Regions from separate parts of the Homo sapiens genome. Here regions 1, 2, 3, 4, 5 and 6 are each linked to region 7. The links are chromatin contacts, found by Hi-C or POLR2A ChIA-PET in ENCODE. All regions are on one chromosome and are shown on one strand. The core of a region is the stretch at or near the end of the contact, and the rest is flanking DNA. Distances in the headings are between cores, read along the strand shown. Region 1 has its middle 13 kb from the start of LINC03013. Region 2 holds the start of FKBP14 (FKBP prolyl isomerase 14). Region 3 holds the start of HERPUD2-AS1 (HERPUD2 antisense RNA 1). Region 4 holds the start of MTURN (maturin, neural progenitor differentiation regulator homolog). Region 5 holds the start of SEPTIN7 (septin 7). Region 6 holds the start of ZNRF2 (zinc and ring finger 2). Region 7 holds the start of KBTBD2 (kelch repeat and BTB domain containing 2).

Region 1 (2,844 bases), core at 258-2,757, 2.8 Mb after region 7:
TGAGTCATGGCCTCAAGGGAGCCTACACTGACTAGACTAGGCCTGGTGTTGCCCTCTTTACTTCTTCATAATGAGTAAAGGTTGACACAAATTGTGTATTTAATTATTGCAGATAACACAGAGAGGGATCATGCCCATATTGATAGCCCTTCAAGGCCTAGCATAGTGCCTGGAACATGGTAAATAGTAACATTTATGAATGTCAGCATCTCTGCAGAGCTTTCCCTACATGGATTACAGCTTAGGCTAAAGCACTTGATATATTGCCCACTCCTGCTGTTAATATTTTTAACTAGTTATTTTTCATATTATATAAGCAACATGTGAATACAAGTTCATTGTAAAAAAAATCAAACTCATATAAAAGCTATAGTCTTTTATATGTAAATGATGCCACAATAAAGCTACTTTTTAAAAAGCCGCGATCCTCCTTCACAACTCCACACCAGCCCAGTCCCATTCCTTTCCCAGACACACACTCCACTCTTAACAGTTTCATGTGTAAACTTCTAGATCTTCTTCTGTGTGTTTTCATACATGTACATATCTTCATACATTATGTGCTTTCATACATGTATATTCAGATGAATACTCATATATTTGTGTTTTTGCACATATATACATTGTGCACATACATTCAGAGTGTTTTAGTCAGAGTGCAATCAGAAGGCAGAGCAGTGCTAGATATGACATTGCAAGCAGAGGGAATTTAACAGAGATGGTGGGGGAGTTCAGTGGCCACAGAACAGCAGGAAGCCACTATCAACCCTGGAGCTGGAGGGACAGAGGGAGGAAGCAGAGTTACCAGAGCCCAGGAGCTTGGGTCAACTGGAAGAATCTGGGACCATGGCAGCACTTCCAGCTAAATCTGGAGCAGTAGAGGAAGAGGCTATCTGACAGTAGGTGGAGACATGGACGAAACCTATCAGACACCATGTGAAGCAGGGAGAAAGGGAGACATAACCTGTCTTCTTCCCTCCTCTCATTCTCCAGTGTCTGTCACTGGCTCTCCTTAGCCAGTCTGGAAATGAGCCTGGAAAATGTAGTTCCCAAGGATACAAAGCCCAGATAGAGGATGGTCTGGAATGGATCTGAGAGCAAGCAGACAAAAGGCCAGCACATGAAGTTGAAAATAAAACACATAAATAGCATCATGGTATATGTAATGTTCTAAATTTATCACTTACCATTTTTACAGAGATAAAATCTGGTTAAAATGGCCATTGAGAGCAGGCTTGATCCACAGAATGAAAGGTACAGCAGGAGAGCACAGAGGCAGACAGCAAGGAAAGACATGCTACAGAAGGGCAGCCCAGGGGCTGGGGTGGGTGCAGGTCTTGTTCCTTGGGAACCAGGCCTGATCTGCTCTGCAGAGTGGGAGGAGGGCAGGAGTATGAGATGACCATTGCCCAGCAGTAGTATCAAAGACTCAGAGAGTTTACAGCCTGAAGGAAACTTAGGTCTCCCATTTCAACTCATGACTTCTACAGAATAAGGAACTGAAAAGCAGAAAGTGATGGGCCCGGCAACCCAAAGTATCTCAGCTAGTTTTTTTTTTTTTTGTCATTTTTGGTTTTTTGGGGCATGGTGGAGGAGGTGTTAGGGGACAGTTTAGCACCAATGCCTCCTCTTCCTGCTGTGAGTCACCGAGCAGCCTAGCAGAAAAGCTGTGAGGAGAAATGAGAAGCTCTAGAGGCAATCAAGCTCATCTGTCCTGCTGGGGGGCCAGTGTTAGACACCTGACATGTCTTAAAAGCGGAGTCACCAAAGGACATCTTTTTCTTAGAAACTCCCCTAGCCTCCAGAGTCTGGTTTTAAACTGTCTGTGGCATAATCTCAGAGCCTCCAGCAGGTCTCAGGGACTGTGCTAGATACAAAGATGAATGAGATAAGATAATGAACAAGAGACATATTTCCAGGAGCTCTGAGCCTCACAGGGAATCAGAAGTGAATAAAAGGGAGCATGATGCAATGTGATAAATATAATACCTATGGCACAGAAGAGGAGTTGATAATTGCTGGGGGAAGCAAGAGCAGGGAGCTGGGAAAAGAAAGCTTCACAAAGGTAACCGCAGGGAAAGTGTTGAAGGAGGAATAGGAGCTTTTCAGAACACTAACCCCAATGTTAATAACTGAATTAGACCAACCTTCCCCAAAGACCACTATTATTCCTCAAGGATTTACACAGAAACTGTTCTTATCCCATTTACCTCTTATTACATAATGGGAACCCCCCACCCACCCACACACACACACACATATTTGAAAGTATATGATAGATGAAATGAGTTCACTGCCCCATCAACCATGATCGGCAGGGCCAGATTAAGATCTTCAGAGACTCTGGGCACTGCAAAGTTGATGGTGCTTCCATACGTAATTTAATGTAGGAAACAATGCCATCATGCACATGCCTGTAAAGAAGTCCAGCAAAGTTCTGGTTTTTCCTACAATGACACATTTTAGATGTTTTTCAAAATATCAAATAGCCAACATCACCCATGTAATGGTACTGGGATTCTTTTGGTGCCCCTGCTCTGCCAGTGCCCATGCCTGCTTATGGGTGACCCTGCACTGATGAGGCAGCCCCTTCCCACGCCAGAAACCCCAGGTGGGGTTGGCCTCATAAGTTCATATTCCTATTCTTAACCAAATGGACTTAAAGTTGTTCTTTCACTTCCCCATATATCACATGCATTATGACTTTGTTCTTTATCCCTTTCTGTCAACAAACACTCAACCTGCAACCCACGAAGGCCGTCTGAAGGTCTAGTGGTCTGGTTAACCATAAAGAAAGACTGGTGTGAGAAATGCTATTTTCTTATACTAAGCTCAGCTGCTTGT
Region 2 (2,886 bases), core at 342-2,841, 2.9 Mb before region 7:
GGCAGTTTATTAGAAAATCAGGTGGAGGATGGGCTATGAAGATTTACTGTTTTAATTCATGTTATTCCCTCTACCTACAACATCCTTCCCTACTTTCCCCCTGGAAACCTCCACCCATCTTCCAAGGTTCATTTCAATTATGGTCTCTGGGAAGTCTTTCCCTTTCCCCACCCCATGGAGCCTAACTACTTCAGGCCCAGTTACGCTTTGCTAGCACTTTGAATATTCTGTACCCTATATCATTGCATTATTTACTTGTCTTTCTCCCACCTGTAGATGGTGTATACTGTTAGAGGACAAGAACCTGCTTCTAGCCATCTTTGCGTCTCCAGGACCTGACTTGTGACCATTCAATAAGAGTTTGATAGATGGACAGACTAATGAATAGATGAAGATGATTAGAAGCCAAAATTTCTGAATCTTCCTAGCACCCAGAACATGGCTTAACATCAAGGAAATGCTCACTAAATACTGTCATAATGGAATGAATGGAACCGATGCCTAATTGAAAATCATTAGGCTGTAAACCATTTCCATGTTCCAATTTCTTCGTTTATAGAACAGAAATGATAGTGTAACCACCTGAAAATCCTTCACCTAGACTTCCAAAACCACACCCACCTCATCAATGAAGTCTGACTCTCTAGAAAGAAGCAAATGACTGAAATCATGGTCCTGTGCCTTGACCAAAATACCATTCGTCAGAACAAAAGAAGTAGGTCAGTGAAACGGCATTAGTATATCCTTCAACAGGCAAATAAGTGATAGTGTAGTTTGCTTTTGAAGTCGCTGTGAAAAGTTTTAGGTGAACATCACCTACACCACATTAAAAATGGAATCAAGTCATTTTCTTTAAGAAATGGAGTTTGAGATATGAGAATTCTTTTGGGCTTTTTCTACTTATTGGCCAATTATACACCCAGATATATTTCTGCAATATTTCAAAGATTCTAGTTCTAATTTGTATAATAAAAAAAATTAACAGCCTTTTCCAGACCACATGTTTCCAACAAGACCTTCAAAGGCCTCGCTCGCTATATAAAACTGGCTTTAAACAATTTCCTTTCCCAAAGAAGGAAATAAGATATTTCGGTTTTGTAAAAGAGGCAAAACCAGGTACAGGCCACCTTTCCTGCTGGAGAGCTGGCATAAGTGAGTGGATTCTTAATTACTATTTTACCTGCGGGGCATAATTACTTACGTGGAGTGAAATAAGGAGCCGTCCTTTTCTAAGTAGCCTTCATAGTGGACCAACATCAAATCCCCTCCTTTGGTCTTGCGATGGCAGATGAATGGCTTCTGGAGAACTTCAATTTTCACTTCTGGTTCAGGGATCAAAGCCCCAATCAAAGAAGTGACGAACAGAGTCAAGACCGCGTTCCACAAGAAAAGCCTCATGTTGCTGAAGCAAGGAAAGAAGTCCCTACAAAAGCAGCGAAAGGTCCCTCGACTTCATAGATTTAAGAACGTAGTTCAAGGCTTACGGACAAGGGCTTCAGACAAGTTCAGGACTCCCCCTTCTTAGAAGACGTGGCACATTTACCACCAACTCTTTTCTCAAGGGTCACGAACCTACCTTTAAAGAGTTAAGCCCAAATGCCGGCCTGACTGGCTCTTATAACGCGGCCGCCTGGGAATAGCAGCCTCCCATTGGCTATTGGTGCTGTCCTTCAGGCAGCTCTCAAGCCAATGACGCTGCAACGATGGAATTTACAGCCCGGTAGAGCCGGGCAGCTGCCAAGCGGCGGATCATCCCTTGTGGTCCTAGAGCCCGGTGGATTTCAGCATTCAACCAGCGTGGATTTTGGGAGAGGGGCGGGGCGCAGAGCCAACCGGAAACTCCTCCGGCTGATTTATCTCTGTGAAGAACCCTGCTGAGAGACGTAGGAAGAGTCCCGGGGCCCTATGAAATCTTCGGGGTTCCAGGAAAGACTCGTTTACTCTCGCCGTTGGAGAGCGGCCCCCCAAGATGCCACAATCCTAGGATTTTGCTATTGCTTATAAACTGTAAAGACTGACATACTGCTTGAGGGTTCACAAAGCGCGTTCCCGTTGCATGAACCTCACTACACCCAGTAAGGCAGGTTCTTTTTTCCCATTTAAAAGAGAAGTAAATTTACACCAGGAGATATTAACTGTCCTGCTTAAGGTTGTTTGGCCCCGAAGCAAATGAGCTCTGCCTTCAAACCAGGTCTGATTCATTCCACAGCACCACGTCATGTTATGGCTGCTAATAATTTATCCCTTAAGTTACCTTACAGGGTAAATAATGAGTTTCGACTTGCAGACTTCCGCTTTAAAGAAGAAATGGTAATCATGGTTACGAATTACACAGCCTCATCGTAGTTTACATTTTCTAGTTTTACATTTTTTGCCTAAGTTCAAAAGTAATGCATGTTCATTGAAGTCATTTTGGAAGAAATTGGAAAGCACTAAAGTAAGATTTCCAGATAATATTGGGGAGTCGAATCAAGTTGGAATTTCAGATACATAACGAATAATGGTTTTGCATTTTTATTTACTAAATCAGGCAACTTTAAAGAAAAAGAAAGCTCGCCGATACCACCACCAGCCGCAAACAATCCTCTTAATATTTTGGTGCATGCTTCTGTGACATATACTTAAAGCGATTTAAATCGTATTGTAGTCTTTTCTCACCTCCTCTTTCCACTTAATCTGTAGTTAACATTTTTTCTGGTCTAATAACCTTAACACAGTGCATATCCGCACTCTATGTGCATAGGAATCCCCCTGAAGATCTTGTTTAAAATGCAGATTTTGATCTGGAGGTCTGGGGTGGGTGCAAGATTCTGCATTTCTAACAAGCTCTTAGGTGATGTCAGTGCTCCGGGTCAGTAGATCAACACTTCCATAGTGAGACCTTAG
Region 3 (2,762 bases), core at 10-2,509, 2.8 Mb after region 7:
ATTCTTAAGTCCCTTGATATTTCTGCTTCCTCTTACTAATTAACTGAACCTCATCAGGAAAATATTAATGATGGTTCGAACACTCAGGAGACACAACCTCAGAACTCAAAATACCTCGCGGTCTACCAAAAGAGACCTATTTGATTCAAGACTGGAGGGGAGAAGCAGGAAAAAGGAGGGTACACGGCACGAAAAGCTGCTGGTCAGAGCAGCTGCCCCCAGCTTTTACACACTTACTGGTTTGCTAGGGTAAACGTTAGATAGATGCGTTTTTAGTTTCCCCACGGTCCAGTTCAAGAAGCAGCTAATAGTCTGGTCACTGTATTTCTGATTCGGTGCTTTAATGATGAGGGTCACAGGAATCTCCATCCCACTTTGGTCCATGGTGCCCCCAAAGTCAGACAGAGTCCAGAGGAGCGGCAGTTAAGCCCAAAAGAGCCGAGATGGTCACCGCCGGCGCGACTGGGATGAGGACAGAAGTGAGTTCTTAGTATTCCGTGTCCAAGTCAGTTACAAGTGCACTGGAGGATACGAAGCCCATTGCCGGTACCAAGGATGGACTGAGGTGGTGGCGACTGCGACGGTGGGGTCTGGGTGCCCGGCCGTGGAGGCAGCTCTCCCCGCCAGGTCCGGGCTCCGCCGGGCTCCGGACTGTGGAGGCCGTCGTGAGGAGAAAGGAAGCTATACGAAGGAAGGGTGGGAGGGATGAGGGCACAACGGCCGGCCCGGGGTCACTGCCCCGCCCCACCGCGACCCCCAAGCTGGAACGCAACAAGGCCCCTACGCCACGGCCCCGCGGTGCGGATCGGGGAAGCAGCTGGGCCGCTCAGGGCGGTCAGCGGGCACTGGGGTACCTGAGAGAAGGCCGCGGGGCCCGCCACCGCCGCCCTCCGCGCCCAGGCAGGGCCGCCAGCCACACCGTCCGGCCAGGCGTTTTCCGTGGCAGCCGCTCCCTTCCTGCTGCGCGGCGACCGGCACGGCCCAGCCCCGGGTCTCGCGAGGAGGCGCGGGTGAAAGGGAGAGAAGCTGACCGAAGGCGCGGCCCGGCTCTCCGCCTGACCCCTCAGTCTGGACAGCGCAGGGTGGCGGCAAGGCAGGGCTGGGCCGGGGGCGGCCCAGGCGACTACAGGTAGCAGGAGGGCGGGGACGAGAGCCGTTGCGCCACCGCTGGCGCGCCGGTTTTGTTGTTATTGCGAGGATTGTCTGGGGCCCCTTTAAGCCGGAACAGGCAGGGCGGAAGTGCGTCACCGGCGGCACGCCCCTGCACATGGACCTCCCCCGTCCCCGCCATCCCTGCCGATCCTGTTGCTGCCGCCTTCCCGCCGTGCTCGGGCTGCCCGGGACTCTAGCCGCCAGGCTTCGCGTCGCCCAGCGGCAGATCGGGCTCCTGGGAGCCTCTCCCCTGGCCGTTTGCTCGGCCTCGGCCCCAGCTGCCCTGGGGCCTAGCCACTAGCTCCCCTGGCGCTAGCCTACCCTGTCTTGACCGCACCCTGAAGATTTGGGAAGTCTTTCTCCATCCCAAGAGTCGTCTCTGCAAAAGTTGGTGTCCTTCCTGGTGCTGAACCACGCTTCTGCTCAAAATGTGTTGAGCGTCGTCTGTCTGCAAAGCACGGTGCCAGGAGCTTTGGTGGAGAAGGCATGGGGTACATGTGTAAAGAGTACAGGCTTTTGGTTAAACCTGAAGTCCTCCTCTACTTTCTGGGGGACCCTGGCCGTCCTTGCTGAGCCTCCGTTGACTTCTCTAATGGGGACGGTAATGCCTACCTGACCACAAGCTGATGAGTAAATGAGCTATGAGTGCAAAGTGTGGTGCAGTTCTGGCGTGTGCCAGCCTCTCAAGTGTCAGTTTCCGTCTCATTCCTCTTAATCTTCACTAAAATGGACAAGTATTCATTGAGCACCTAATGCGTGTTCAGTATGGTGGGAGATGAGGGATGACAGTATTATTTTTCTATTTTATAGGTTAGACATAGAACAAAAGGTTGAGTCTATTGCCCATAGCCGAACTTTTCTTCATTTTCTACTGTGGTTTAGAAGTCGGTATAGTAAGTTAAGGGTTGTTAGATGTGCATTTTCACAGCTCCCAGCTTCCACTTAGGAGTAGATAACATAGGGGACTTTGCGAGCTGGTCTCTTTCCCTCTTAGCTTCAGAAGGGCTTCGAGGTAGCCACCACTGAATTAGTTGAGAGACAAGGCACCCCTACGGAGGAAATCTCAACTGCACAACCCCTACTGTGCCCCAATTCAGCAGGAAGCAGTTAGAGCGGTGGTCAAACCTCCCCAATAGCACTTGGGTTTTCCTGTTGAGAGGGGGTACTGAGAGACAGGACTAGTTGGATTTCCTAGGCTGGCTAAGAATCCCTAAGCCTAGCTGGGAAATTGACCACGTCCACCTTTAAACACGGGGCTTGCAATTTAGCTCACACCCGACCAATCAGGTAGTAAAGAGAGCTCACTAAAATGCTAATTAGGGAAAAACAGGAGGTAAAGAAGTAGCCAATCATCTATCGCCTGAGAGCACAACAGGAGGGACAATGATCAGGATATAAACCCAGGCATTCAAGCCAGCGGTGGCTACCCTCTTTGGGTCCCCTCCCTTTGTATGGAAGCTCTGTTTTCACTCTATTAAATCTTGCAATTGCACACTTTTCTGGTACGTGTGTGTCACAGCTCAAGCTGAGCTTTCGCTCACCGTCCACCACTGCTGTCTGCCGCTGTCACAGACCCACAGCTGACTTCCATCCCTCTGGATCCAGCGAGG
Region 4 (3,222 bases), core at 646-3,145, 2.8 Mb before region 7:
CTCCAATTTAAGGAATTCATTTTTGGAACACATATTATGCTTTAAATGGTGGTGCCAGGTAAAACTGCAAGGAAGCTTGTGCTATCTGGAGACACCCATACTTTTTTTTTTTAAGGACCATTTTGTAACTTTACAACAGCATATTGCATTTTTATATTCATGTGCCTGTCTCCTTCATTGTCCTGTGTATTAGTTTTCTACTGCTGCATGAAGAATTTAAACAGACCTAACAGCTTAAAACAACACCCATTTAATAGCCCACAGTTCTGAAAGTCGGAAGTCCCAGCACAGCCATGGCATCACTGGGTTCTCGCTCAGGTTCTGCGAAGGCTGCAATCATGGTAATAGTCAGGCTCAGTTCTTGTCTGGAAAAGACAACAAGTTTGAGAAAAAAATCTGCTTTTCAAGCTCATTCGGGTTGTTGGCAGAATTCAGTTCCTTGCAACATTGGCCTAGGCAAATAATTTATGACTAAAACCCCAAAGGAAGTGCAACAAAAACAAGAATAGACAAATGGGCCTTAATTAAACTAAAAAGCTTCTGCACAGTAAAAGAAACAATCAACAGAGTAAATAGACAACCTACAGAATGAGAGAAAATATTTGCAAACTACGCATCTGACAAAGGACTAATATCCAGAATCTACAAGGAACTCAAACAACTCAACAAGAAAAAAAAAAAACCCATTAAAAAGTGGGCAAAGGACATGAACAGATATTTCTCAAAAAAGACATACAAGTGGCCAACGAACATATGAAAAAATGCTCAACATCCACTAATTATCAGAGAAATGCACATTAAAACCACAATGAGATACAATCTCACACCAGTCAAAATGGCTATGATTAAAAAGTCAAAAAACAGCAGATGTTGGTGAGGGTGCAGAGAAAAGGAAACATATATACGTGTTGGTGGGAATGTAAATTCGTGCACAGTGCCTGGTTCAGAAGACACACTTTACAGAAAAAAGCTGGCTGAATGTTTATAACGTGTCTGTGTTTGTAGTGTTCAAGTCCTGAGGGCGAGGACCCTAGTGCATTTTCTGCAATCCAGTAATGCCTGTCCAGTATATGGCAGCCAGTGAGCACTCAACAGGTGCAATCGTTGGGCCACACACTCTTGTTTTAAAATGTGCTTTATCCTCTTGACCTTTTTAGGTTATGCAATGTGAATTCAAGCTGAATAATACTGAAGCCAGTCTTATGAGGCTCATTTCTAAGAAATATTCAGCTTTACGTAACGCAAATAAAAAATCACACACGCCCTTTGCAAGTGAACATTCATATTAGTGTCTGATAAATGCATTAAGAAGACACATTCCCTTAAATCAATCGGAGAACAGAACTTTGGTTTCTGCAAAAAGAAAAGCTCCCTTTTCCTTAGATTTTCTCAGCTCCTCCACTGCTAGCCCCAGACAAGGTCCAAGTTATCTGCAGTTCTATGGCCTCCCTTGCATTTAAATCGCATTTGGGCAAACGCTTCCTGGGCTTTCTAACTCCACAGAAACGCTAACCAGGTATTGGGCGCTCGCACCGCTTCCAGGTAACCCGCGGAGCTGCGGATTCCAGGCTCGCGCTGTGACGTCACCGGGCTCGCAAGCCGCGGCGCGGTCTCAGGCTCCGGTGATTGGCTGGGGCCCATGACGTCACGGCCCGGGGCGGCACCGCGATGGCCAGGGCCCCGGGATGCTCCGGGTTTGTTTAAAAATAAAGGGGGGGCGGGAGCGCCCAGGAAAATCCGGGCGCCCGCGGGGGTGCCGGCCGCTCCTCCCGCCGCCCCGCGTCCCGGCCCGGCCGCGCCAACCCCCACGGCGGCCCGCAAGGGGGCGGGGGGAGGCGGGGCGGAGGAGGAGCCGCGGGCGCGGCGCCGCGCTGTCCCCGGCCGCCGCCCGCCCCACTCCGCACCGCATGTAAACAGTCCCAGCCGGCCCAGCCCGGCCCCGGAGGAGCCCGCGCAGGCCGAGCCGAGCGCCGCGCTGCCCGCCCGGGAGGAGGGCGCCTAGGAGCGGGAGGGCGGGCGGCGGCGGGAGGCGGGCGCGGGGCCGCGATGGATTTCCAGCAGCTGGCCGACGTTGCGGAGAAATGGTGCTCCAACACGCCCTTCGAGCTCATCGCCACCGAGGAGACCGAACGCAGGATGGATTTCTACGCCGACCCCGGCGTCTCCTTCTATGTGCTGTGTCCGGACAACGGCTGCGGCGACAATTTTGTGAGTGCCTGGAGGAGGGACCGCCGGAGCCGGCGGGAGTGTGGACGCGGCGGTGCGTCCCTGCGCCCGAGCTCCCGCGCGGTGGGCGGCGGTGGGCGCAGAGTGGGGGGCCGTAACCCGCGCCCCGCGCCCCGCGTGCTCCGCCGGGGAAGCCCCGGGCCGGGCGGTGCGGGCTCCGCTGCCCGGGTGGGGCCCGGTGGGCGGCGGGCAAGGCGCCCGGAGGATCCGGGGAGCCGGGTCGGGGCGGGAGGTGTGGCGTCCCCCTAAAGGCCACTCCTCTCCCCGCTGCTGCGGGCGCCGTTTCGGGAACCCGACCTCGCGGCCCGTGCGCGGTGCCTGGCATGGAGCATCCCTGGGGTGTGGGTGTCACCCGCGTCGGACCAGCCGGGTCTGGGGCGCACGGACCCTCCGGCAGGAGCCCAGGTCCGGAGCTTCCCACATCCAGGCGTCCCGTCCGGGATAGGAATCCCGCTCCCCTCCGGTGCCCAGCCTCGGCTCCTCGCATTGCCCCTCCCGGGAGAACCCCACTCCCCGCCCTCGCGGGTTAGTCCTTGCACTGCCTGTTTGGACACAAAGCTCTGTCCATACTAGCGATGCCCGATCTCCTGGACCTTCTTTGCGGAATTACACCCCGGATCTTAATACGCACGCGCGCCTGCGCATACACCCCAACACACACACACACATGCTCACACCCTCACCCTCACACGCGCACACTCACGCGCACACGCGGCACGCCTCTCCCCCTGCCCCCGCGCTGCCCTCGCTGCCTCTCTGAGCTGCCCGAGAGGTGTGTGTGGCCCGGGCGGGTTCTCTCCAGCCGAGGCGGTGCCCTGGCCCTGCTGAAGCCCGTTGGCTTTTCCAGATGACGGGGAATCCCCTCAGCCCCGGCTCAGAGGGACCGGGAACTGGGACTGCGGTGTCCAAACCTTCCACTTTGAATCCTGCACCCACCTGGGATCCCGACTCTGGCAGTTGAGGAAGGGGATGCGGAGGGCAGGGGAGTCGGGGTGG
Region 5 (3,232 bases), core at 526-3,025, 2.9 Mb after region 7:
AATTCAACAAAATTTCCCAAAGTAAAAGTTCATTTGAAGTTTCAGAAACTTAAAACAATGATTGAACAGATAAGTTGCAACAGACTTCATAAGCAGTTCAGTAAAAATGTAGACTTACGAAATGGCATATATCAAGATACAAAATAAGTTGCTTCTATAAGTTTCTTTTCTTAAAAAAAATTACTTGGAAATATTTCAAGTATATAGAACAGTAAAGGAAATAATTACAAGTGAACACCCATGTGCCCTCTACTTAGCTTAATGTTTTGCCACATTTTCAAGATATTTCTGGTAGAAAACAAACGTTATAGATACAAATGAACCCTTCTTGTTACATTCCCTTCTGTTCATCTCTGGAAGCAACCAGTATTCTGAATTTGGTATCTATCATTTCCTTATACAATTTTTAGTTTGATCTTACTTTTTTGTAATTATTAAACTTTTATTTATGGTATGTCATATATATCTTTCCGCAACCTGTCTTTTCATTTCTTCCTCAATATTAGGTTAATGACTCTATCCATATGAAAAATGGTAGCTTTAGTTCACTGATTTTTTGGTTCGTGTTGTATGTCAATTTGTTCAACAATGACACTTATTCATCCATTCTCCTATTAGTAGACATTTATTGTTTCACTAATATAAGCTATTTTGCTCTGAACTTTCTTGCACGTGCCTATAACTTAAAAATACACATACTTTTTTAAAACATGCAGTTAAACAGGAACATACACATTTCTTTAACATGTAGTTAAACAGGAAAAGTAACACATGTGCATGAAGAATACAACCAAGAGAGCCATCACGTTCAAGAAAAGACCACAGGTTATTCCGAGTGAAGTAAGGCTTTCACTAGAAGGCACTTGGGGAACGTTCCAATGACAGCGACATTCATCGCTACAGTAGAAACTCACACAATCGCAGCCCTTTATTAGTATTTTGTTACCCAGTAGTTCCTGTGTCCATTCATTTCCTCAACTGGAGTGTGAGCTCCAAGAGGACCGAACCGGGCACCGACAAGGTGAGCCAATATGAATGTGGCGAGTCCGCAATGGGGGCTACAGCGGCCGACCTCTGGGGCTGTGCCAGGCCACTAGAGTGTGATGGCGCGAGGGAAGGGTCGGGGAAACAGGGCCTAACCTCACTTTTCACCCCGAAAGTCAAGATAGCCACGGAAACAGGGATGAATGGGGAGCACAGACACCTGCCTCGAAGTGTCTCTTCACTTTCACTCACAAAGCCGTCGGGTCAGTAACCAGAAGCCGAGGGGCGGATGCGGCCCCCGCCCTGTGGCACTTTCTCAGTCTGGTTCTTCCAGCCGCGCCTCTTTGCCTTACGCCAATTCCGTAAGGAGGCGCTGAGGCCAACTGGCCGGCTCCCGCAGCTCCAAAACTTGACGTGAAATTGCGCGGGGCAGAGCTGACTGCGGCCATCTTTAATTCGGGCAAGACCCCACCCTCGCACCCCACCCACTAGTCCTTTTCAGCGTTCCCAGGATTTTCTCCAACAAATGTAACGCGGTTAACCTTAGAAGCAGTGTTGAAGAAACACGCAAAGAGGCCTGAGTATCCATGACCTCAGTGGTGCGAAACCCGGCCAACTTAAACATGGCGGCTAAACCCGAACAGCAAAACGTTGCTGACGCCAATGAAGTCATGCTCGAAATGGAGCGAGGCGGCGGAGCTGGGGAGGCGGTAATCTCGCGAGATGGAAGCCAGCCTCCGCTAGGCCCGGAAGCCTCGTCTGAGGGGGCGGGGGACGGAGGAGGGAGCGGGAGTCGAGCGAGAGCCTGTGGAGGAGTCCGCCTGCTGTAGCGTGCGTAAGCAAGGCAGCTACGCCGGGCGGCTACGCTGCGGAATCGGCGTAGGCGCCTTTGGAGAATCGGCGGGCTGCGCTCCGCTGGGGCTGGTCGCGGAGGGGGGGAGGGGATGTCGGTCAGTGCGAGATCCGCTGCTGCTGAGGAGAGGAGCGTCAACAGCAGCACCATGGGTGAGTCTCAGCTTCGGGTGCCGCGACTTGGGGTCAGCGGCTCCGAATGCCGGGAAGCTCTGCGGCCGCTGGACCGAGCTAGGGAACGCCCTGAGGCGAGGCGGAGGCAGCGGCGAGGGGAGCCGGGATGGGGGCCACTGCGGGCCCGGGGCGCGGCAGCGGCGGGCTCGGGGGGAGGGGAGGCGGCGGCGGTGACAGTTTGAATTGAACGTGAGGAGAGCCGAGGCGGCGGCATTTCCTGTGCCGCGGCGGGCTGGCCCCCGGCGCAGAGCCGCGGCCTCCGCGGCCGGAGCAGCCTGAGCGTGGTGGTCTCAGCCCTGCCCTTGCTTCTCTCCGTCCCTTCGCCTTTCCTCAGTCTCCTCCCGGGCCCGCCGGCTTCCGCGGCCCCGCTTCCTCCTGTCCCCGGCCGCATCCCCGTCGGCAGAAGTCCCCTCGTGGGGCAGTGGGCCTGGCTAGGAGGGTGGGGACGAGTGTGAACGCTCGGGCGAGGGTGCTGTGTGGGCCAACCCGGGCGGGCGGCGGCGGGGAGGGAGGAAGAAGGATGCACCAGGCTGAGGCTGTGGTGGAGGCGGCGGCGGCGGCTGCAGCCGCAGCTCCAGTCACCGCGTCGCCTCCCCGCTCCTCCTCCCGCCTCTCGGGGTTGCCTCTCTCCAGGCGCAGCCCGGAAGGCCGGTGGATGGCGGGCGAGTCTTGAGAACGGAGGGAGAATCGGTAGTTTGGTTTGGAATTTGGGCTTAATTTTTAGGAGTAAGGGAAAGAGAACGCCTGGGAAGGGCGCCCCCCGGAGGAGATAGAAAGGGTGGGAAGGGTCCTTGGAAAAGGGAGGGAGCGGAGATGTGGAGTGGCGAAGTTTAGGGAAATTAATTTTTGAAAATATTTCAATATTCTCAGTTATTCTCTTAACGAGCCCTTTCATTTCCTTTCCTCCCCCACATGTTGGAAAAAGAACAGGCCATTTCATTTACATTTTCCACTCCTGAGTTCCATTTCAGCTGTGTGTATAGTAAGAAATAAGCAACCGAGATTTTTCTAGGACATTTCCATTTGCTGAGTTACTTTTGAAGAGTACACTGTTTCAAATTTGGGTTTTTACAGTCCTAGGAAAGAATTTGTGACGTCCAGGTGTTTTCTTAGTTACTGAAATAATAACTTACTACATTTCTTGAGTTTATTGCTAAATAGTTCAGCTTTAAGAATTCTTTCTTCTGGCTTTTTTATTTTGATGAAAGGAAAAAATATCTTT
Region 6 (2,775 bases), core at 206-2,705, 2.6 Mb before region 7:
GGGGGAGGAGGTGGCAGGAAACATCTATAAGGAGAGGGCACTTAACCAAAATGATGACCATATCTTAACATGATACTGCATATAAAGCACTGGGTACCTTTGTTTTTCCATGTATATATGTGTGTTTGTGTACACAGATACACGTCTTTATATGTATACATATATTCTCCATTTGTTTAAAAACTTGATTCCCATACCCTAAGAGTGATGAAAATCATTACATAAATGACTTATTGCAAATAGTGAAAAGATGACAAAGTATTTCTGTAGTTTTATAAAACACCACTTGCTATTATTATTTTCAAGTAGAGACTAGACATTTTCATAATGGGAGTCTCAGAGCAGGCTGTTCCCTGGGTATCCAGACCCTGCTCTGCCGTGAAGAGACCACACCAACACTGAGGAAGGCACTGAGGAGAATTTTATTACATTTTAGAGAAGTTATAGGATTTTAAAGAGGCAGGTGCCCTAGGATTTAACACAAACAGTTCAGGTAAGAAACCTAAAGTCGGCCTGGTGCGGTACGTCACGCCTGTAATCCCAGCACTTTGGAAGGCCGAGGCAGGTGGATCACTTGAGGACAGGAGTTCAAGACTAGCCTGGCCAACATGGTGAAAGACCGTCTCTACTAAAAATACAAAAATTAGCCAGGCGTGGTGGCACGTGCCTGTAATCCCAGCTACTCTGGAGGATGAGGCAGGAGAATCGCTCGAACTCGGGAGGCGGAGGTTGCAGTGAGCCGAGATCACACCATTGCACTCCAGCCTGGGTGACTGAGCGAGACTCCGTCTCAAAAACAAAAACAAAAATAAACCTAAAGTCCAAAAAAGTAAAATAATTTGCTCACTACAGATAATTTAGTTTGGTGTTGGGCCTAGATTCTAGGTTTTGTGAGTCAGGTGCAGCGTTCCTGGCACCACAGTATTTGCCCTACCACAGAGGGTCAACCTGGATTATCCCGAGTTCTTCCAACTCTGCGCTTCCTCCCAGGTTGGTGTTTCATGAGTAAGTCTGAGATCAAGCTGGCTTTTGAGCTTCTGTTTTTTTTTTTAATCAGTGTGTAACACCAACACCCACCGAAACCAAACGGCTCTGGGCAGAGGACACAGCCATTCACGCCCCCTGCCAGGAAAAGCTGCAGCTGACACAGGCTCCTACAGCGTCGGCGGGCCACGTGCGGGAGGAGGGGCCGCCTTCTGGTTGGCGCCCGGTGTCCGTTCCTCCTATCGGCGTAGGCCCCGCGAGGAAGACAAGGGCGCGCCCTGGCTGGGAGGGCGTGGCCAGAGACCTGTCCATCACCGAGTCCACGAGTGGCAGCACCTACCACACCGCAGTACCTTGGCGAGGCGGAGCAGGGGCAGGCAGGTCGCGGAAGGGGGAGGCGGAGCAAGGCCGGCGGGAGCCAATCGGCCTGGCGGCACGAGGGGGCGGGGGCGGGGTCAACGCGCGCGACCCAAACACACGGGCCGGGCGCACCCTGCAGCCGCGCCGCTCCGCGGCCTTCCGGCGCGGGGCCGGGGAACCTCCTCCCCATCTGCGCACCCCCCGCCTTCGCGGCCCAGATCCTCCCGCCAGCCCGGCCCCTCCTTCGCAGGGGGAGCGAGGCGACGGTTGCCGGGAAGCGCGCGCCACCTCTCCCTCCCATTTTTCGTTCTCCCCTCGCGCGCCACCCGTTTTTCCTCTTTCTCCGTTAATAACAGCTGGGTGGCTGGGGGAGGAGGGAAGGTGGCCCCGGCGGAGTCTGGGCGGGCGCCTCCCACTCAGCCGCCAGCCGCCGTGGGAGCCGGAGGATGGCGGCGGTAGCAGCGGCCGCCCGAGAGGAGGCGGTGCCGAGATCGGGGGCGCCGAGCGCGGCAGCAGAGAGCGGTAGCGGCCCGTCGTGGCGCACCAGAACCGAAACCAGCGGCAGCCGCACGGCCACTTGAGCCGCCCCTTCCTGCTGGAGCCAGCGAGGGGTGCCTGCAGCCGGGACCCCTTCCTCTCCGCGTCTCCTCGTCTCCCGCGCCCGCGTCAGGCCGTCGGCCTCGCCCGCCGCCCCAAGAAGAGCGCGCCGGGCGCCGACTGCCCCTCTGGACGCCGGGCGGCGGCCCTGGACGTGCGGGGGCCTCTCTGGGCCGGCCGCGGCGCCTGGGCCCTGCCCTCTAGCTCCCGCGCTCGCTCCCGCCCTCCCGGCTCTCGGGGCGCAGCGCGCGGGCCCGGCCCGGGGCAGGGCGGACATGGGCGCCAAACAGAGCGGCCCGGCCGCCGCTAACGGCCGCACGCGCGCGTACTCGGGCTCGGATCTACCTTCCAGTAGCAGCGGAGGCGCCAATGGGACCGCGGGCGGCGGCGGGGGCGCTCGGGCCGCCGCCGCGGGGAGGTTCCCGGCTCAGGTGCCCAGCGCGCACCAGCCCAGCGCCTCCGGCGGCGCCGCGGCGGCCGCGGCGGCCCCGGCAGCCCCGGCGGCCCCGCGCAGCCGCTCCCTCGGCGGGGCCGTGGGGAGCGTGGCGTCGGGGGCCCGCGCGGCGCAGTCCCCCTTCAGCATCCCGAACAGCAGCAGCGGCCCGTACGGCTCGCAGGACTCGGTGCACAGCAGCCCTGAGGACGGCGGCGGCGGCCGGGACCGGCCGGTGGGCGGGAGCCCCGGCGGGCCGCGCCTGGTGATCGGCTCCTTACCAGCTCACCTCTCGCCGCACATGTTTGGAGGTACGGACCCCTCTCCGCGCACCCGCGCTCGGTCCTCCCGCGGCTGCACGTGGGCCGTGGCCGCCGGCTATTTTTACCCTTCTCCTTTTC
Region 7 (3,174 bases), core at 476-2,975:
TAACATTTTATAATGCTTCTTATGAGAGCAAAAAGGGGAGTAGAGTTACAGCACTCATAAAGTCTTCCTACAAAACTGTGCAAAGAAAACACCACTATGTGGAAACGTGTGGACTACAGAGCATGCTCAACAGAAAGGCCACAGCACTCCCGAGTTACTGACAGAAAACAACCTCTTGAGGATTCCAGGCCCCAACCTAAAAGGGCTTCAATAAGCACTAAGCCAACAGAAGATCAAAGTGAAGAAGTAAGCTTAACATTAGTTATCAGCCAGATGGAAAGAATAGCAAAATTCCACATCATCGAGATTAGAAAACAACCGACTGGCTTTTCAATTTACTTTAGATCAGAAAAAAAAGTCGGGGAAAAAAGTCCTTATCAAAGGTTAACCAAACTAAGTCATTCACAATTACAAGAGATCTAAGACCCATACTACTCAAATTCGGCAAAAATGTACAACTCAGAGGGAAGAGGGGGAAGATCCCTGTTAATTAGTTGCCTCGATAAAAGAAAATATCATTTTGGTCAGTGCACAGCGTTGATAGGGTTTCGTTTCTCAATGCCTAAATGCTGTGAGCCCGACGTACAGATTCAAGTATAAACAACACGTGACCAGTCCTGTTGCCTACGTCTTCATAAGGCTAATTGACACAGAAGATAGTTCACACACACACCCTTTTAAAGTTCATTTTGTATTTTGAATTCTTTTCCTATTTTCACTGGAAGGGGTCACCGTGGTAGCCCGTGGGATGGACGCTCCTCTACCTTTTGAGGCAGGTAGAGTTCTTAGATAGCTAAGCCCAAGGGAAAAAAAGATGTTAACTCAAAATAACCGCCCCACACCAAACTAAGCGATTTTTCTATTCCCCGGTTGTTCAATCCGTAGGGAGAAGGAGGTGGTCGAATTCAAGGAAGTTAAAGATTTCACAAAGTAAACACGTACACAATTTTCCGTTTCAAAGGGCAGTTTCTGCTTTCTTTTTTAAGTCGATATAGACCATAACAGGAGCTCTGTTCGTCTAGACCTCTCTTGGTTAGTTCAGATGTACGCGGGGGGAATACAGAAGGAAGGGGGTGTCCTCCTTCGGCCCACCATGTCGCGAACACGTCGCGAGTCTTTAAGGGAAACAGCTTTACTTCGGTAAGGGCGGGCGCGAGCCGAGGCCAAGGCGCCGCCCGGGAGCCCCGCGGGCGCCGAGGCGCCCGGTGCCGGGGCCGGAAACGCCCAGCTAGCGGCGTACCGGGCCGCCCCTTCCCCGCGGACCTGCCCGGAGCTCCGCCGCCCTGGGGCCGCCGCGGGGTGCGGAGGGCGGCGCCGGCCGCCCGCGCCCCTCCCCCGCCCGCGGCGGAAGCGTCTCGGGTTTGAAAGATGCCGCGGCCGCCGCCTCCCACCCGCCGAGCCACAAAGGGCCGAGCCCCCTCCCGCCACAGCCCTCCTCCCCGGCCCCTCCACAGGTCGCCGCGGGCTCCCAGCCTGCCCGGCGCTACTGTCGCCTGCTCACCCGCGTCCCTCGGTCCGGAGGTGTGGGATCCGCTCCAGCCGGTGGCCCCGTCCACACTGGGCCCCTCCGGCGCGGCGGCGGGGGCGTGGCCCTCCCGCCGCGGCCTCGCCTGGGGTCTCGCCTCCGCCTCCGGCCGAGGAAGGCTGGCGCCGCCGCCTCTTCCTTCCGGTTTCCCCTCGCACCCTCCCTCGCTTGGTCCGTCCAGCGCGGAAAGCAGCGTCCTCTGCGGGCGCCGCCGCACGCTCCTCAGGGCCCGACCACCGCCAGACTCCTCCCCCGGGAGCCGCGCCGCCCGCCCGCCCGCGCCGCCTTGTCAGTCCGGGGCCGCGAGACGCCGGGCCCGCCGCCCCCGCCGCCCCCGCCCCCGCCCCCGCCGCGCGCTCTCGCCCCCGCCCGCGGCCCGGGAACGCGCGCGCAATGGACCGCTGGCCAGCCTGCCGCGCCCGCCCTCGCCACGCCGCCCTCCCGCCTCGCGCGCGCGCGCGCCTGTCGGCACCAGCGGCAGTTTTGCAGTTTCCCGGGTCCTCGCGACCGTCCCCCGCCCCTCCCTTACTCTAGCTGCCCCCGCCCTTTTCCTCTGCCGGATGCCACCGGAAAGCCAAAACAATTGGGGCCGCGCAGGCGCGAAAGAGGAAACGGAAAGAGCAGGAAGGGCGGGGGCGGCGCGAGGTGACGGGAAGCGTAATTGAAGGGGGTTCCCGGGAAAGGTCATGGGAGAGCCCTTGAGGGGCGCGTGCGCGGCAGAGGGGCACTCCGAGTAGCCGCGGCGGCCGAGGCCTTGGGCCTAGACGGGCGGATGGAGAGGCCCGACAAGTTCATTGCTAGGAAATCTAGAGAGCAAAACACCAATTGTTATGCTGAAGGAGGTGTTTTATCCCTTGGAATTTCCCCTGAAATACAGATTTTTGCAGGCTGGCTCGGAAAGTGGGAATGAGTAGGACTAAACAATACCAGACCGGGGGCAGGAGAAAGTTGAGGAGGCGTTGGGCGGGTCGCTTTGTTGCCGCAGCACCTCTTCTCCAAACCATGCCCTCCTCTCTCCAGAGCCGCTTCGGCTTTTCCCAAGGCCAAGGAAGAAGTCAGAGCAGCACCCAAAAGGGCCCGCAGTTGGGGGAGGTTAGGGGAAAAGGGAGAGAGAGACATCTGGGTGCGGACGGCAGCTCCAGCGTCTGAAGCCTTCCGTTGTGTGCTGCAATGCGGCGGCTGCACGCCCCCAACCCCCCGAGTTCCAAAAGAGCGCCTTCAGCGTTGCTTCGCAAAGCGAAGCGTTTGTAGCAGCAGCTAATGGCTGTGGCCCGTACTGTTTTAGTTAACTTGGCACAGCTTGCTGGCAGGCAGGCTGTAAATTTGCTAGGAGCTATTCGTGGATCAAAAAATTGTCAGAAATGCCCACACAGACTCCACCTACCTTCCTAACTTACAGTCTTGGCACAAGCCCAATCTAGAGAATATAGATGACTAATTATAATCTGAAAGGCCATACAGTACATTACTGAAGGGAGCCTCTTCCTGTAAACTAGGCTAGATCAACTGAATGCACACCAAGATGCGTGTTATCAGGAACTACTGATAAAGGATTGTTTTACTGTAGAATCTGGAAACTACATTCAACAAATCTTCATTGAGTTTCCAGCATGCTACCACTGTACTTAGTCTAATTAAGTAGTTAAGTG

The links. A loop is a pair of places that touch in the nucleus more often than their neighbours do. ChIA-PET counts read pairs that join two places held with the same protein, here RNA polymerase II (POLR2A). Pooled maps may share reads with other maps.
Region 1: a loop to region 7 is called in a map with no recorded cell type, with 9 times the contacts of the local background. The contact joins the enhancer-like site here to the promoter of KBTBD2 in region 7. A Hi-C loop is called at or near these places in 3 of 37 single-sample maps with no recorded cell type and 3 of 50 pooled maps.
Region 2: a loop to region 7 is called in a map of CD8-positive, alpha-beta T cell, with 14 times the contacts of the local background. The contact joins the promoter of FKBP14 here to the promoter of KBTBD2 in region 7. A Hi-C loop is called at or near these places in 4 of 168 maps with a recorded cell type or tissue (CD14-positive monocyte, CD4-positive, alpha-beta memory T cell and CD8-positive, alpha-beta T cell), 5 of 37 single-sample maps with no recorded cell type and 16 of 50 pooled maps.
Region 3: a loop to region 7 is called in a map of naive thymus-derived CD4-positive, alpha-beta T cell, with 9 times the contacts of the local background. The contact joins the promoter of HERPUD2-AS1 here to the promoter of KBTBD2 in region 7. A Hi-C loop is called at or near these places in 2 of 168 maps with a recorded cell type or tissue (both naive thymus-derived CD4-positive, alpha-beta T cell) and 13 of 50 pooled maps. POLR2A ChIA-PET finds 5 or more read pairs at or near these places in 1 of 52 experiments (PC-3).
Region 4: a map of CD8-positive, alpha-beta T cell shows a loop between it and region 7 (7-fold over the local background). The contact joins the promoter of MTURN here to the promoter of KBTBD2 in region 7. A Hi-C loop is called at or near these places in 2 of 168 maps with a recorded cell type or tissue (CD4-positive, alpha-beta memory T cell and CD8-positive, alpha-beta T cell) and 4 of 50 pooled maps.
Region 5: a loop to region 7 is called in a map of natural killer cell, with 13 times the contacts of the local background. The contact joins the promoter of SEPTIN7 here to the promoter of KBTBD2 in region 7. A Hi-C loop is called at or near these places in 2 of 168 maps with a recorded cell type or tissue (CD8-positive, alpha-beta T cell and natural killer cell), 3 of 37 single-sample maps with no recorded cell type and 14 of 50 pooled maps. POLR2A ChIA-PET finds 5 or more read pairs at or near these places in 1 of 52 experiments (activated CD4-positive, alpha-beta T cell).
Region 6: a loop to region 7 is called in a pooled map, with 11 times the contacts of the local background. The contact joins the promoter of ZNRF2 here to the promoter of KBTBD2 in region 7. A Hi-C loop is called at or near these places in 1 of 37 single-sample maps with no recorded cell type and 10 of 50 pooled maps. POLR2A ChIA-PET finds 5 or more read pairs at or near these places in 1 of 52 experiments (activated CD4-positive, alpha-beta T cell).

Annotation. Positions count from the first base shown.
Region 1 is chr7:35,727,849-35,730,692 of GRCh38, forward strand. No RefSeq gene overlaps it. Among named protein-coding and RNA genes, the nearest start is that of LINC03013, 13 kb to the left of the region's middle. RefSeq lists enhancers at 835-984, 1,435-1,534, 2,445-2,694. Within about 2 kb of position 1,508, at least 9 of the 41 ENCODE cell types and tissues checked have a DNase peak (open chromatin) inside an H3K27ac peak, as active enhancers do.
Region 2 is chr7:30,025,111-30,027,996 of GRCh38, forward strand. It overlaps FKBP14 (FKBP prolyl isomerase 14), which reads right to left and starts at 1,592. Exons shown (of 4, transcript NM_017946.4): 1 at 1,202-1,592. The coding sequence starts at 1,398. It overlaps FKBP14-AS1 (FKBP14 antisense RNA 1), which reads left to right. Exons shown (of 3, transcript NR_187577.1): 3 at 277-2,131. RefSeq lists an enhancer at 1,848-1,997.
Region 3 is chr7:35,693,947-35,696,708 of GRCh38, forward strand. It overlaps HERPUD2-AS1 (HERPUD2 antisense RNA 1), which reads left to right and starts at 1,260. Exons shown (of 1, transcript NR_136255.1): 1 at 1,260-2,762. It overlaps HERPUD2 (HERPUD family member 2), which reads right to left and starts at 1,189. Exons shown (of 9, transcript NM_022373.5): 1 at 855-1,189; 2 at 238-681. The coding sequence starts at 384. RefSeq lists an enhancer at 328-1,215 and a silencer at 658-1,067.
Region 4 is chr7:30,133,091-30,136,312 of GRCh38, forward strand. MTURN (maturin, neural progenitor differentiation regulator homolog) reads left to right here and starts at 1,896. Exons shown (of 3, transcript NM_152793.3): 1 at 1,896-2,208. The coding sequence starts at 2,047. LOC105375216 (a long non-coding RNA gene) reads right to left here and starts at 1,624. Exons shown (of 3, transcript XR_927146.3): 1 at 1,514-1,624; 2 at 227-365. RefSeq lists silencers at 1,794-2,043, 1,814-2,191, 2,384-2,523, 2,844-3,023.
Region 5 is chr7:35,799,282-35,802,513 of GRCh38, forward strand. SEPTIN7 (septin 7) reads left to right here and starts at 1,776. Exons shown (of 14, transcript NM_001788.6): 1 at 1,776-1,989. The coding sequence starts at 1,929. SEPTIN7-DT (SEPTIN7 divergent transcript) reads right to left here and starts at 1,344. Exons shown (of 5, transcript NR_120512.1): 1 at 1,209-1,344. RefSeq lists enhancers at 1,008-1,067, 1,190-1,813, 1,428-1,817 and silencers at 1,968-2,207, 2,238-2,687.
Region 6 is chr7:30,283,142-30,285,916 of GRCh38, forward strand. ZNRF2 (zinc and ring finger 2) reads left to right here and starts at 1,456. Exons shown (of 5, transcript NM_147128.4): 1 at 1,456-2,685. The coding sequence starts at 2,217. It overlaps LOC124901607 (a long non-coding RNA gene), which reads left to right. Exons shown (of 3, transcript XR_007060274.1): 3 at 1,058-1,113. The region is part of intron 1 of LOC105375218 (a long non-coding RNA gene); the gene reads right to left. RefSeq lists silencers at 1,302-1,731, 1,742-1,791, 1,872-2,261, 2,342-2,421, 2,572-2,701.
Region 7 is chr7:32,890,035-32,893,208 of GRCh38, forward strand. KBTBD2 (kelch repeat and BTB domain containing 2) reads right to left here and starts at 1,726. Exons shown (of 4, transcript NM_015483.3): 1 at 1,502-1,726. RefSeq lists a silencer at 1,086-2,035 and enhancers at 1,807-2,510, 2,216-2,275.